Regions from separate parts of the Homo sapiens genome. Here all the other regions are linked to region 3. Evidence: chromatin loops called from intact Hi-C (ENCODE). Cell type or tissue: sigmoid colon. All regions are shown on one strand.

What was found. Peaks named below come from ENCODE experiments on the same cell type or tissue, not always from the same donor. Only the 100,000 strongest peaks of a DNase experiment are listed, where the experiment ranks them.
Region 1: it touches region 3 in a loop (8-fold over the local background); 18 of 110 quality-filtered maps call a loop at or near these places.
Region 2: a loop joins it to region 3, with 6 times the contacts of the local background. A loop is called at or near these places in 2 of 110 quality-filtered maps.

Annotation. Positions count from the first base shown.
Region 1 is chr2:66,578,153-66,583,152 of GRCh38, reverse strand. All of the region lies in intron 1 of LINC01798 (long intergenic non-protein coding RNA 1798), which reads right to left. Among named protein-coding and RNA genes, the nearest start is that of LINC01798, 6.6 kb to the right of the region's middle. RefSeq lists an enhancer at 3,310-4,919. In sigmoid colon, no CTCF peak of the experiment used is centred here; DNase peaks (open chromatin) are centred at 372, 1,382, 1,982 and 4,812; H3K4me3 peaks cover 5,000 bases; H3K27ac peaks cover 1,413 bases; H3K27me3 peaks cover 277 bases.
Region 2 is chr2:66,886,318-66,891,317 of GRCh38, reverse strand. No RefSeq gene overlaps it. Among named protein-coding and RNA genes, the nearest start is that of LINC01799, 16 kb to the left of the region's middle. In sigmoid colon, no CTCF peak of the experiment used is centred here; a DNase peak (open chromatin) is centred at 2,397; H3K27ac peaks cover 519 bases.
Region 3 is chr2:66,689,264-66,694,263 of GRCh38, reverse strand. LINC01798 (long intergenic non-protein coding RNA 1798) reads right to left here. Exons shown (of 6, transcript NR_110156.1): 5 at 2,541-2,592. Among named protein-coding and RNA genes, the nearest start is that of LINC01797, 11 kb to the left of the region's middle. In sigmoid colon, no CTCF peak of the experiment used is centred here; a DNase peak (open chromatin) is centred at 2,887; H3K4me3 peaks cover 4,915 bases.

The sequences.
Region 1 (5,000 bases), 110 kb after region 3:
TTTCAAAATGATATTAACATACTTCCTATACTGCTCCCCTACTGGAAGTCATAATTACAACTCACCCTTCTCTTTGTCCACCAGAATCGCTTTGAGCAGTCCCAGCAAGTCAACCTACTTTGGGCATGCGTTTTGCATTTTGCAGTGCCCCCATCCCTCCCCAGACCTATATGTCAAGGAATAGGGAGCTGAGACATGACACGTTAATGTTTTTAACAGGGGATGCTCTCTGCTCCCACAGAAAAGGAGGGAGACCCTGAGGAGAGGGCGGCCGAGAGGGAGAGGGAAGGAATCACGGCGCCACTCCTGCGGAAATTCATATTCCGTGTATGTTCCTCCGTCACCTGAAATAAATCCTGCCGGCCTACCCACACAGACCCAGCAGCACTTATTTATTTGCATGTCATGCTTATAATATGGTAGAAAGCAAGACGGATCTTCGAGGAGGGGAGGGGATGAGGCTCACCCTTCAGGCTCACTCTCTTAAATAAAAAAGAATTGACCGGCTGGGCGCATAAGAATTTATCTTGAGTTTGTGGTCATTATCTCTATTATATAGCCCCGGCAATAAATAAATCGGGTAGTTACTACCCAACAATAAAACTGTAGTGTATGGGACACCTTACTATTACTTTCTTAATAATCTGCCGTTTCTTTCACTTTAAATCTTCCCAGTCATGTCTTCACACTCGTCTACAAGGATCTATCTTCACCCCTTGAGGTACCAGACCGCTCGGATCATTTTTATATGTTGTGAACACAATAAGTTTTCCTGCCTAGACTTTCTGTTTTTCCTCCTATTTCTAGGCTGCCTAATCTGCTTCAAGACAAAGGGTCGGCCCAGATCAAATGTGTTTTTTCCTCCTCTCTATTTCAATCACGTTGGGCGTCCAAGTTAATGAAGATCGCCCTACATGCGGCAGCCAGCTACGGGGCCGCTAGGAAAAAGGGAGCAACGCAGGGTCCAGGAGACCCAGTCCCGGGAAGATGATCTGTGCTTCCGCGGTGGGCACGCCCTTGGGCGCGCGCGGGGTCCAAAGGCCGAGTTGGAGAAGCCCTGCCTAGGGTAGTTCTACCTCTCAAGACCCTCAACCCTATTCTTGATTGTGTGTGTGCCCATGGAGGGATTTCTGGGGGTCTTGACCCCTCCTACTTCTCGCAGCTCGCCCCCTGACCCGGGCACAGCGCGCTACCCGCGGACGCAAGCGCGAGCAGCGTGGACCCGCCAGAGAAGTCGGTCCTCGCTCAAGTGCGGGCTCCCCTGCGTCCGCGGTCATTAAAACCTCACGAGGGGGGCTCGGCCTAGGGAGCAGACGCATGGGTAGGAGTTGGGGAGGGAGGCGTCCTGAAAGGTTCCCAGACCCGCGGGCTGGGGAGAGAGCCTCTGCGCTCACACCTGGGGCTCGCCTCCTGCGCGCAACTGTTAGTTACGCGGCTCCCACCCCAGTTCCTACTGGCAGCCAGGCGGGAGGCGCAATCTGTTCGGAGCCAGAGCCTTGCAGAGCCCCAGGGCCCCCAGCCCGCGGGGAGAAGGAGCCTAGCCGACGTCCGGCCGGCGCCTTCCAAAAGCAGCTCCACATTTGCTTTCACGCCAGCGCGGAAAGTGACCCGTCCCCGCAAAGCGGACAGCAAATGACCGCCTCATCCGCGGAGCCACCCCGGCAGGGCGTCTGGGGAGGTGCGCGGGGAGACGAGAAAAGGGACAGTGGGGCGGCGGGGAAAGAAAACAAACAGACCTGCATCGCTCCCCCTTTTGTCTTTACACTGCTTATCTCAAGAAATCAACTCAACAACACTCAACAACAACAAGCTGCCACCAAGCTTGTTTTTGTTTGTGTGACTTAGATCACAGATAGAACTAGGGACCAAACCTCCAAGTGTGTGTGTGTGTGTGTGTGTGTGAGAGAGAGAGAGAGAGAGAGAGAGAGGAGAGCCGCAGCGAGGCTACTGATGGTGAAGGGACGGTGAACTTCTCACCTTTCTTCAACTCAGAACAACACGTCCTTTAAAAAAATTCCGCACCGCCGAGTGTGTGAGTGTATGTGTGTGTGTTTCGCTGTTAATTGCATTTTGCTGGGATGATCTTTTACGACTCGAAAACAAGCAGCTGGGAAAATATTCACGTTTGGGACAGAAAACATTTTTTATTTATATCTTTGACATTTAAAAGAGCAGAATTAATTTGTCCTGTCTACATTAGCATTGAGAGAAAGTTTCAGAAATCTACCCGGGGGGAAAGGGAGGGGGGGAAAAGAAAAAGAGAAAAAAGAAAGCGAAGAAAGGAAAAGAAAAGCTAGGCTTGGTTTTTCTTATTTCAGATCTGTAATCAATCATTGAAATAGGAGGCAGCAAAACTGTAAAGATTCGATAGATTAAAATGCAAATGAAAGGTAGAAAAAGAAACATTAACATGGCGATCAAAGATTTAATAACCATAAATCAAGTTTTTTTTCTGTTGCAGCTGCAGTTTGTGTGTTTATGTTTTAATCATGTTCGTTCCATAAATAAATAATTTTGAAACGAGACTAATTTTTCATTATTTTAACAGTGGGCTACAACACTAAATATTAAAAATAGAAAGAGTATATGATGCAGATCCCCAACCAAATAAGAGAAAGACTTGTGTTGATTGGTTAAAATCAAGGGGTTTCAATTTTATGTTTTGAAAATCAGAGTATTATGCTAAAAAATTCTATCTTAACTGACAAAGCCCAAAGTTTTATTTTCTCTTTAATATTTTATGTTAACGACAAGATACCATTTATATTAAATATATGCATGGCTACGTATCCATTCCAGTCTGAGCATTTTCAAAGAACGGAAGTGTCAGAATATTAAATAATACAAACATATATTATTTCAAAGTGCCTTGACAGAATTTCTGGAAAATAATACTCTTTAGGATAATCTGCCTTCCAGAGAAAAAAGTGATGGTTCAACACAGTTAAAACTTTTCTAGCTTTATTATTAAAGTTATTTTTCCAAGGGGGAATATTTTAGCCGTTTGTTTTATTATTCAATTTAAGGTTTTATGTCAATGTGTCAAATTATCAGAGCACACTCTAAGTACTCATTTTCTCAACTATAATGAAAACTTTTCATTTAGATCTTTTTATGTAAAACATTAATTTATATCGTTAATTTAGAAGTATCTAGAACTTAAAAAATAAAACACCTGAACTTAGTTTCTCTCTCTCTCTCTCTTTCTCTCTGTCAACATCTTATTAACATAGAGAGGACATACATTTTCAGAAAATTTGAAACTTTTTTTTTCTGCTAATACAGACTTGCAATGTTTAAAATAAGCTTTTTGCTTAATTCTGCTTTTGAAGGAATGATTCCCCCTAGTATACTAAAATGATGGGTTAGAATTGTTTCAATTTCTCCTCTTTCCACAAATGATCACCAAATATGGAATACATATTTCCTTTCTGAAACCTTTAAGTTAAATGTGAGCTAAGTTTATGTCCACTCGCCGCCCCCCGCCCCCCCCCCCGCAGCCGAACAATCACGTTTTCACTGTGACAGTCCAATAATGCATTTAGTTTAAAATTACAATTACACTTGGACCTTTTCTCCTTTGTATTTTTTCATTTACTTCAGTGCAACAAGATGACTTGATTTCCATAGGATTACACGAACTCTATTCAGTGTTACTGGGATATTTCTGCTCAACTAAATGCTTGCCTTAATAGACAAATGAACTTCTTTTTATTTGCTGGAGTTTGTAGATGGTTTTAGATAACAGTGTGCAACTGATTTAGTTATTGTTGTTGTGAGAATCGAACAGCCACAAAAGTCATTTCTCTAAACTGAAGAGATATGACTCTGTAAAAAGGAGAAGCAAGGGCAGAATCATGGGGAATTATTTCAGTTTATAGCTATTATTAATTAAACTGGATGTGGTTTTATTCTGATCTTTTAGTACCGACCTTGTTAAAAGCTCCCAGCTACCTGCCTTTTTCCCCTCATCCCCAATTTTTTTTCTATTTATTAGGACTCATGTGGATTGGGATTGCCTTTTCTGTATTATATTACCAAGCAGTTACAGTGTAAAATCTCATGCACCTTCAGACGATCGCACCCCTCCCAGGGGGAAAAAAAAAAAAGAAATGCTTTTTTTTCATTCAGTTTTAGCATCTTGTTTCGTTGAAATGCAAGACAGGTACTTGATTTAGCATTTAAGCAAAAGGTTACACAAACCGCGTTTTAGAAAGTGTTGGGATGTCCGACAGGGTCAGCCCTAGATCAGATCATTTTTTGAATGCAGACCTAAAGATAATGAGTACTTGTTGTATTAAAGGGGACAAACAGTACTTTGGCTTCCTCTGACCCCAGAATGCACGGCTCGGTTTCATTGATCATCCTCCTTTATGAGATAATGCAATTACAAACATCAATAAGGGGCTGCAAGGGGAATCATTATGCGGTGACAGTGATAAATGACGGTGCAGAAATAGCATGCTTTTCCCCCCTAACAATCCAGGAGCCCAGGGGCTCCGGGGGCTGAACACAGTCGCCAAGGAAACAGATGACATCCCAAACGGCACCAAAAGAAAAAAAATGAACAGTCTTTCTTTGCCTTTCACTCTTTTCCGTCTTCCAAAGAGTTAGTTTTGGCTCAAGCAGCAGCTGCTACACAAGGCATTTCGTTATTTCAAACATTAAAGACTGGAACGGGCAGTGGGAGTCTCCTCCCCTTTCATCCCCACCCCCACTAGATAACACACAAAGCTCGCTGTTCACAGTTTAGGACTACCTGAAAATGCACGTCTCAAAAATCAGATTGGGATGGGGTGGAGGGGCGTCGGGAACGTGGATTTGCACAGCCCTTGCGTTGTGTTTCCCCTGCTTTTGTCCAGTGGAAACTGAGTCTCCAGAACAAGCTGGCGCCTCGCGGGTCGGCCAGTAAGGGAACGGGTGCGCGTGGCTCGCCTCCATCTCCCCGCAGTGCCAGACGCTGCTCTGTGCCAAGGCGGGGGCTGAGGAGCAGGCGACTG
Region 2 (5,000 bases), 200 kb before region 3:
AGCCACACATAATTAACACATCTTCCTATCCTAACCAGCATACCCTTCTCCGTGCTGTATTCTGGGATTATATGGCTTCTATTTAACAACTTGTTCAAAATATACTGTGTACCTTTACTATATACCAGGACCTGTGCCAGCACCCGAGGTTTTAGCAATTGAGGTAAATAAGACGTACATCTTACCTTCATAGAAAGCTTCTTAATTCCAGGCATTCTAATAGGCAAAATGACCTCCTTAATTTCTTTAAAATTATAATAGAGCTAATCATGTGTTAGTTTTATTTTGTAACAATTAAAATTTGTGTCACCTTTATTGAGGTATAGTTAATACAATAAGCTGCATGTTTTATGGTATAATTTGATAAGTTTTGAAATATGTGTATATCCATGAAACCATCACCACAATCAAGATGGTACATATATCCATCATGCTGAAAAGTTTTCTTATGTCCTTGCGAAGCCCTCTCTTCTGCCCTTCCCACTTCCCATCCCATCCTCAAGCAGCCATTACTCTGCTTTCCTTTCCTTTAGATTAGCTTGAATTTTTTTTTACAGTTTCATATAAATGTACCAGTTTTTGATCAACAATTCTGATGGAAAAGCACATGGCTAAATATAAGCATGTTTTTTCTCAGTCTAGAGACCTAATCTGTTTCCCAGATTTTGAAGATGGCAAACTATTCTGCTATTGTTTGTTTTTTCATAACTTACAGGATTTTATCTGGATTAGCTACATATAGATAAGAAAGGAGTCCCTTGATGTTCACCCTTTCCATTGTATCCTTGATCAAAGAAAAATATTTTTACTTGTGGGTATGGATGGATGCCAAGCTGAGATTTAAACATATTACAGGATTGCTGGAACAGAGAAGTTACTTTAAAAGATCCCCATTTAATTCAAGATAGTTACTGGCTTCTAGACTCTCTATATGCATCTTAGGGAATAAAGAAAGAACACCCCCACACCCCCCCCCACAAAAACTTTGAAAAATTTCAAGTGTTCCAAGTATTAGGAGTTTTTATGTTACCATACATTTTTCTGTAATGATCTCAACTGATCTTACAAGGCAGTTTCAACTTAAATATACTATAAATGTTGATACTTTGTAAAGGGTATGAGCAGGGGCAGGATTACTAGATAAAATATAGGACGTCCAGCTAAATTTAATTTTTACATAAACAATACATAATATTTTAGTATAAATATGCTTCAAATATTGCATAGAATGTAGCAATGCTAAAAGAAAGGATTTTTGGGTTTTTTAACCTGAAATTCAAATTTAACAAGGTGTTCTGTATTTTCACTTGGTAAATCTGGCCATCTTCAGAGTGTGTGTGGTGGGGGTTGGGAGTCGTGATGAATTTGGGAGATATGGCTGGGCAGAGAGGAGAAAGAAGGAGGTCTGAGTGATGGCCGAGATTGGGATAGATGCCCTGTGTGGAACCTATTGAATGGATCCACTTACAAAACTAAAATAAACAGTTTCTAATTGTTACGGCCTAAAAGTAAAAAGTTGTTTATAACCTGTGAGTAGGATCACTTTATGTCAACTTTAAATGATTTTAGAAGCCTGATGTCTGGATCCGGAAGTTGCCCTCCTGGGAAACTCTTTGGACTTGGGTAGTTCTAGCCCTGTGGTTTTTCAGTTGAGTGTCTTATATACAAACTAACCCTTGGTTCAACTGATAAGAAGTTAAACATTTCAGTAAACATGGGATAAAATTTCCCAAGACATCCTTGGGAAAAGGTATTTTTTGGAGGAAAGATCATGTCTAAGGAGGCTTTTATATACATTACACCCTGGAAATTGAAAGACATCTAATTCCCAGAGGTTTCTAGCTCCAGATAACTTGCACAATGCTAAGTTACAAAACCCTATCTGTATGAATGTGACTCAAGCTCATAAAAGTTTCCATCCCATCCAACTGGGGAAGCAACTTCAGAAAGCCTCCTTATTAGCTGCCAAAAATCTTCACCACATACGACCCACCCCCACTTTCTGCTTCTTCCAGGTCATTCACCACTAATGACTGCTATTAATGACTAAGCTATGCCAAAGACAGTATAAGAGGGGGTGGGGGTGGGGGGGGGGGGTTGCAGAGGACAAAAGTAAGCTTTAGGAGTCCCTGTTCTCAAATACATTTCCTTTCCTACTCTTGGACACCATCCTGAATTCCTCCAAGCAGTGCTGTTTAGATGTTTGGATTAGACTCCCAGTTTGCCAACTGCGCATCTGTTTCTCCCCCCACTAAGGGAATCAAGTGCAGGTTGGAAACAGCTCATGGACTATGTAAGAAGACAGGCCCCTGCAAATCAAGGCAGAGCCAAAACCATTAAGTCATTAGGTCTTGTGTTCTCAGGTTTTATAGCGCTCTTATTCACCAGCCATGGTGGAAGCCTTTCTGACGTGCTTCTGACCGCTCAAAGATAAGGTCACATGGCACCTCAGGCCTGTGTAGTGAGCACACAAGGCTCTTTCTTCCTTCCACAGGCAGTGCTGCCTGCGTGATCTGGGCTTATGTAGGAAATGAACTAGATGTTGTGATTTGAGTAGTACTGGGAAATTCTCTCCTTCCTCCTTCCTTTGCCTCCACCCAGCCACCAACTTACCCAAATATTCCAAATATCTTTCAGGTGACTGATATCTGATCCCAAAGCCATCTTGAACTGTCAAGAGTGCAAGTGAAATTCATGTTGGGGGATGTTCACCATTAGTTTAACATGACTCTCCCAGATTAAATGAAAACTCATAGGTTAAGAAAATGGCGACTATAACTCTTAAAGCTGTTGGTGTTTCCTAGAGAATCATCCACTGCCACTTCTTTAATAATTTCAAAATGCCTTACATTTATAAAGTGATCAATAATTATTTGCTTATTTGACAAAAAGAGATATAAAAAGAATGCAATAAAACATGCACTGGTAACCTCTCATATAGGATGGAAGACACATAGGTACTTACTTATTTCCTGACCAAATAAATATCAAGTATGTTATTTGACCAAGTTTGCCCAAAAATCTCTTCCCATTAATGTCTTGCCCTAACTCTCTTAGTGTTTCTGATATCTTTCATGTTCCTCTTAAAGTTTAAACAAACATCTCTGATTGTGTCAGCACCCACATGGGCAAAATAATTTCAAAATTATGTTTTAAAAAAATCTCAAAATTATTATTATTATTATTATTTGAGACAGAGTTTTCGCTCTTGTTGCCCAGGCTGGAGTGCAGTGGTGCGATCTCGGTTCACTGCAATGTCAGCCTCCCGGGTTCAAGCACTTCTCCTGCCTCAGCCTCCCAAGTAGCTGAGATTACAGGCACATACCACCATGCCTGGCTAATTTTTTTGTATTCAAGATTATTTTTTAAAAAACAATTTCAAATTCCTATTTGAGAAACAGAATAAGTTACAGCACACTTAAGGAAAAAACAACAGTAAAGTAGTGGGAGAAGTGGATCTGGAGAGCAGTCTTAGCCCTGCTGCTGCTGCTGCTGCTGCTACTGTTGGTGGTCGTGTAACGTATTGTCTAAACCAGACACTTGTGAGCGTGAAAGGAAGGTGCGAAGGCAAATTAAGCTGCAGCGACAGGAACTCAACAAACGAGGGTGCGAACTCACCCTCCAAGTCAGTTTCTCTCAGAAACTCAGTTTCATGGTCTATGAAATTCAGAGTAAGACAAAATGCAGTTCCTTCAACTCCAAAGCCTTTAGCTGAGAGCCAATTCTCATTTCTTCTTCCTAACTTCACATCTATTTTAAAATAGAAATGCATACTTTGTTTATTCATGTCTCCTCTCACGTCTCTGTTCAATGAACATTTCCGGCCACACAAAATCATTCTGGAGATCAATTTCAGGAAATTCAGTCTTCCTAATAGTCTTAAAGACAGCCACAGCTTTCAGCACTCTGTCAGAAATGCTGTTACTCAAAGGGATGTGTGGACCACTATATCTACTCACTCTTCCTTGGATATAATTTTCCTTTTAATTAGAGCAGGAAAAGAGTGATGGACAATGATGGGAAGACCAATGCAGAATACTTACTCTTCATAGCTGAACCCATTTTCTCCAACTGCCCCATTTTCATTCACAGATCTCCTTTTGCCACACGGCTGCATTATACAGCTTCATTCTGAAATGGCCAATAGATTACACATGCCCCTTCTTCCTGGCTAACAAGAATAACAATTTATTACTGATTCATGTATTATTTCAATTGATCCTCATAGCCATTCTTGAGAGATCTGTATTTGATGATTCAGATAGGACAAGTGACTTTTATAAAGAGACGCAGCTAGCAAGCATCAGGAAGAAGTGGAACCCATTCCAACTTTATTATGCCACACTTTCCCTCAGAAATCCTATCATTAATGAAGTGAAAAGACTAACAACACTGAGTAACAGTTGTGTTTTAATATACTTAAACTACTTAAATACCAGAAGTAGGATGGCATCAACACTGCAGTCAATTACATGTCCATGTATGAAACTCTTATTCAACATTTGGCATGACTGTCCTTAATCCCCAGCTAAGGGAAAGTTACGGATTATTCTTTCTGAAAAAAAAATCACAGGATGCCCAAATGTTAGAGCCAACACTTGTGGATTGTTCAATGATTTTATGTCTTGATTAAAACGACAACCACAAAAACTCATTTCATCTAGCCAAAAAGAAATGGACAGTATGAGAGAGAGTATTCTTAAAAGGGGTATCCATAGAACAGGTCTCAAACTTTGCTTTTAAAGGACAAAGTAAACACCTCATTTAAAAATAGTGAGCAACTCAAAAAATCTTACATGCTTATTATGAAAAAAAAGTTGATGGGACTAAAGACTCACCGGGGGAAAAAACACTCAGCTATTTGGAAGTGTCCTCTTATTCCTTAATATGACTGCCACTAAGTTAACCACCCCCCAAAAGACCTAGGATTGGATTTCAAAATTTAGATGCTCTAAATAATCCCTAAGTACTCTTGAATCCATGTTAAATGCTGAAGTATT
Region 3 (5,000 bases):
TCTTAACAGCGCAGGTTGGCTGGCAGAAAAACTACCTAGGAGGGTTGATAAAGCAACAGTGAAACATGATTTTATTTACTTCACACTTACACCTTGGTCTCTGAAAGAGTACCTGAGTATCTCAGATGCTGGTGGCTACACAAGAAACCTAAAATCAATTCAAATAGGAATTGCGTGGGACATGGGGGAGGTGGAGGAGGGGGACAAGAAAAGTAAAATTATCTGTCTCTTAAAGCTTTTCATGGACTGCATAGTTTGAAGTAGTGAACAACATTGTTATAGGCATCTCAATCCTTTCTTAGGTGTTATGTATTTAAAGCAGGTAAATAGGGTTTTAGCAGTGCTAAAACCATACATGCAATATGATTATAGGAATAAAATGTGTTTCTAATCCTTAATGATAATGTATTCTTCTAAAGACAACCACTGCATGGTTAACTATGTTGAATGTCCCTGATTAACAAGTGGAAGGCAGTGACACAATTAAGAGGTTATCTGTAGTAATAAAAATGCTCAAACCTGTCTTGGAATGTGATCCCTTTAACAGATAATTTTTAAGAATGCATGTCCTTGCTTTCTCTGTGGAGACACACGTTAGTGATCCCAGGAGGGGAAATAAACATACGTTTTTAAATGAAGATATTTAAAATGTACCCCATATTTCAGCATGTTGCTGTAACCTGGTCTTTTTTATGTTCCTCCTATAAAACCTAAATTAAGCCTCTTAGGAGTGGTTTTGCTGCAGGTTTCAACTAAAAACACAATACATTTTAAATGGTTCCAGTACTTGAGTGCACTTTAACATGTAATCACTAATGTGCATTCTCTTCCTCTCTCTTCCAAGCACCAGTCCTTCTAAAAGGATGAGACTTCTTTAAAATTTAGCTTCATTTGAAATGTAAACTTTTAACAAATAGTAATTGCTTCTGTAGCTCTATTGATGAAGTGACTGGCAGCAAATCTTTTCTTTCTTTTTTTTCCCCCCTCTCTCTGTAACATTTTGAAATACCCATCAGTGTCAAAGAAAACTGCACACGCCTCCTTTGGTGCTCTAAATAAGGCTCAGCAATGTTAAGAAAAATGTCAGAAAAAGCTCAGTGGATTAAAGGAACATTTCTGCATCATGTCAAGGAGGATGGCAGGGCAGACTGGTCTGCATAATTTTGAAAGATATTTTTTGTAAAACGCGTACTCTTATGAACCAAATGAAATTTTATTTGGAAAGATTTGATATTGTATTTGATAACATACAACCTTCAGTTGTTTTTCTAAATCTTGTTATTTTTTAAATATGTCTTTGGTATGTATTCTTTACATTAGAACTGTAATACACTCATCTTTTGGTAGAATGTTCCTGTACCCGGGTGCAGCGTTAAAATACATTTCAGACTCTTTCATGCATTTTTCTTTTCTTTCTAAAATTCTTGGAATGTTCACTCAGCGGAAGCAGTGAAAATGCTCGGCTCTTCCACATGCAAATTTATTGAACTAGTCAGTCATTTTTCCCCTTAAATAAAATGTGTGTATAGTTTTGGAGATTTTCAAAAAATAAATCATTTACATGCATTTGTGTATTAAAAATAAATTGCTGGTGTGATGTTTTTAGTTTGTTTTGTTCTATTTTACTAAAGAATATGCAATAGTCACAAAATAGTGCAACGACAGTAAAATATTCCACAGTATTGTAACTACGTAATTAAAACAACGTCAGAAAACACCTTACAAATTTAATACTAGATACCACCAGAAATGGCAAGATTAGTTTTACAGAAACAAGGTAAGTCTCAGCTGATTTTAAATATAAACTTTTCCAAAACAGGTTAAAAATGAATTTAGACAAATTTGGCTCTTAACCTTTAAAGATTTCCTGCCCGCTTCTGTATGTCCTTTATTACATTAATTTTTTATTTAAATTACACCATTAACTGGATATGAATTTATCAAGAATACATGTATTGATTTATAAAACAGTACCATTAATTATTATAATAGCTAGATGTAGCTGATATTACAAAGCCATTTAAAGGTTTTTAATATAACTTGGACATACATAGATAGATAGACATTATGGACAAGACTACAATTTAAACTGGCTACCAGCAGTTAATGAAATCCTTGATTTATATTCTAGTTTAGAGATTGATTATATTGTTGCTTTGTAAAACTATTTATATTATGCCATTTTTCAAAGGATGTCTCAATAAAAAAAGCTAAATAAAATATTCAGTCAATTCCCAAAGCAGATTTTGTTTTCTATATTTTAAATGCTGGTGAAAATAATTGATTGTGTGTGTTCCAAGCTTTGTCATTTACATTCCAGAGGTGGCTTTCCTGATGGGAGCCTCGTTTGCATATGCACACTTTCGCACACTTTTGATCCTTGCAGAAACAAATCGCTTTTCTTTATTTCATTATGCCTCCCACCCCCGTAACAAACCCATGTATATTTCACAGACCCCGACTATCAGGACACATAAGTCTTTCTGGCATCTTTTATGTTATGCATTTTTTTCTTAAGGTTGTGGAAAACTGGGACTTACCCCAAAGCCGCAAAGCAGGCAATCACGAAGAGTATTTGGGTAAGAATGCAATCTGAAGAGGAAAAAAAGAAAAATGAGGAAGAATATCAGCAAATAACAGTAAAACTTTCAAATTACTTTTCAAATGGTAATTAGCCAGCAAATAGATTGAAATTTAAATTCTTTTCACATTGTACTTGGTTTGGGTCTCCCAGTCTCTTTATTTATATCACTTTTCCTTGCCTGGCAACATATGTTACCGATTTATTATAGTATTTTTACTGTTAGCAGACAAATCTGAAGGCTAGCTGAGAAGGCTAGCTTCATCTGATGACTTTAACAACAACTGCAGGGCATCCTTGAGGGTGAGCCAATAGGCTCTTTTGAAGCTATAATACTGTTAACCATTTTGATGCTGAAATACTTCTCATAGCCAAAATTGGCTCTGTCTTTTCATGGGCACTCCAGTTTCTACACATAAGAAAGTTAATGTAAATGATTTGTTTTGTAAATATTTCAATAGCCTTCTAAGCACTTTCTTCCATGTGTCTTAAGTTCCCTAAAAGCCATCGGTTTGTTTATTTCCCCTTCTTTTACAGACACTGAAATCTGTGGCACACATTCATAAGTAAACAGCTATCAAACATCAGGTTAAGTTGTCACGTCCCCCTCCCCCATGCCATTAATTCTCTGCTATGCTATTAAAAGAAACAAACATCCTTTAGAATTTAAATGATCATGTTTCTCTGGTATATGTACAGCCTAGAAAAGTAAAGTTCAAGCAAGATTCTTCTTGGCTAAGAATCTGAAATTACTTTCCAAATTAGAGACACCATTAAAATCAAGACCGTTTTAATAGATACGTGACCCTAGCTAAAGGTTTATGCCTTTTAATATGTGCATGTGAAAACGTCTGTTTTAGAATTTTATTTGTTGACTAAAATATTCATTTTAAAGTTAACAAACTTCCATTTTTATGATTTCTAATGTACGTCAGTCCAAATTATCTTGTCGTTTTAATTTAAAATTTTTAGCAACAATTTCTCAATTTAAGTGTCTACGTGGGATTCATTTACAATTTCAGGTACATTTCATAAAACCTCCTTTGAGCATTCATGACTTGAAAATTTAGAAATTAAATCCTGATTACTGGAAGCCAGTATTTCTTGTCTAAAGGATCTGGCTCAGCAACTAAAATTTAACGTAATTTCGATATTGGGAATTCAACCCATAAAAAAACAGATATTCAGTGCAGTACTGGGGGTTCTGACTGTCAAAAATGTCCATTTTTAGGACCTGAAATACACTCTGGATCCCTGGGATCCAGAAGGCACTAAGAGACCATTCAATATGTCCATCCAAACATATCTAACATGAGAGATTCTGTCTACAAATCATAATAATGCCACAGCTCTCCAACGTATTTAAGAATACACAATCATATCTGGTTTTAAGACATTTGCATATAAAATTTGACTTCAAAACAGGTGGTGAAATAACTACATCAATGCAGTCATTCATCTGATTCTCATTTTTATGCAAAGTTCTCAGGTCTTTATCATTTATACTTCAATATACTTTAACAACTCTTATTTTAGCATTTATGACAACGGCCCCAACCACTGCACCAAAAGAATAATAATAATGATTAAATGTTATATTCAGAAATATATAGTTGTATAGTTTCATCCTAGTCTAATTAATGATACTATTTAAGTTGGCCGATAGTTTATATCTGTTATCAGATACTTACAATATGTATTTCTTTTTTGTCCCAGCGTGGCATTGTATGGTGACTGTGGGTAATTTTAGGTCAGAAGTAATTATGATCAAAAGGATTTCAGCTTCAGAAAATGAGGCCAACTTTTTGAAGGCATAAATGCACTCCATTCCAAAAGTGATTATATGTAGGGTTATGAATTCCCAAGTGAGTCAGTGCTAGTCCTGTCATTCTAAATGCCCTAATTAAGACAAGTTAGTTTTTAAATATTATTCTTCTTCGAAAGATGGAGACAATAAGGTTGGAGGGCCAAAAGTTTTCTTTGTCCTCAAAAACATATGTTTTTGAACCAAAATCTAATCTCCAGCAGAGTTTGATCAGCATATTTAGAAGCCTGCCAACTGTGTACACAGGGCTCCGTGCTTTTCTAGAACAGGTCCGCTACTCTGATAATCCAGCTGGCAGTGCCCTTAATAGAGATGCCTTCCCACCCTCCTCTACCTACCACATTCTCTCTCTCTACTCTCTCTTTCACCTTAAAACAGGTGTCTTTTTAATGCCTGAGTCTAAAGATACAGGTTTCTCTGGCTTCTGGCTCCAGCTCTGTCATGATCATTTTTAATAATTGACATGGCCCCTTCTCAAAACCACTCAGATTCTTAGCTGGAATCCCTACTCCACCCAACCTCAACTCTTCCCCGAACCCCATGGGCCATCCCCCTGCTTTCTGTTTTGTTCATCACCTTGGTTTCGTCACCCCC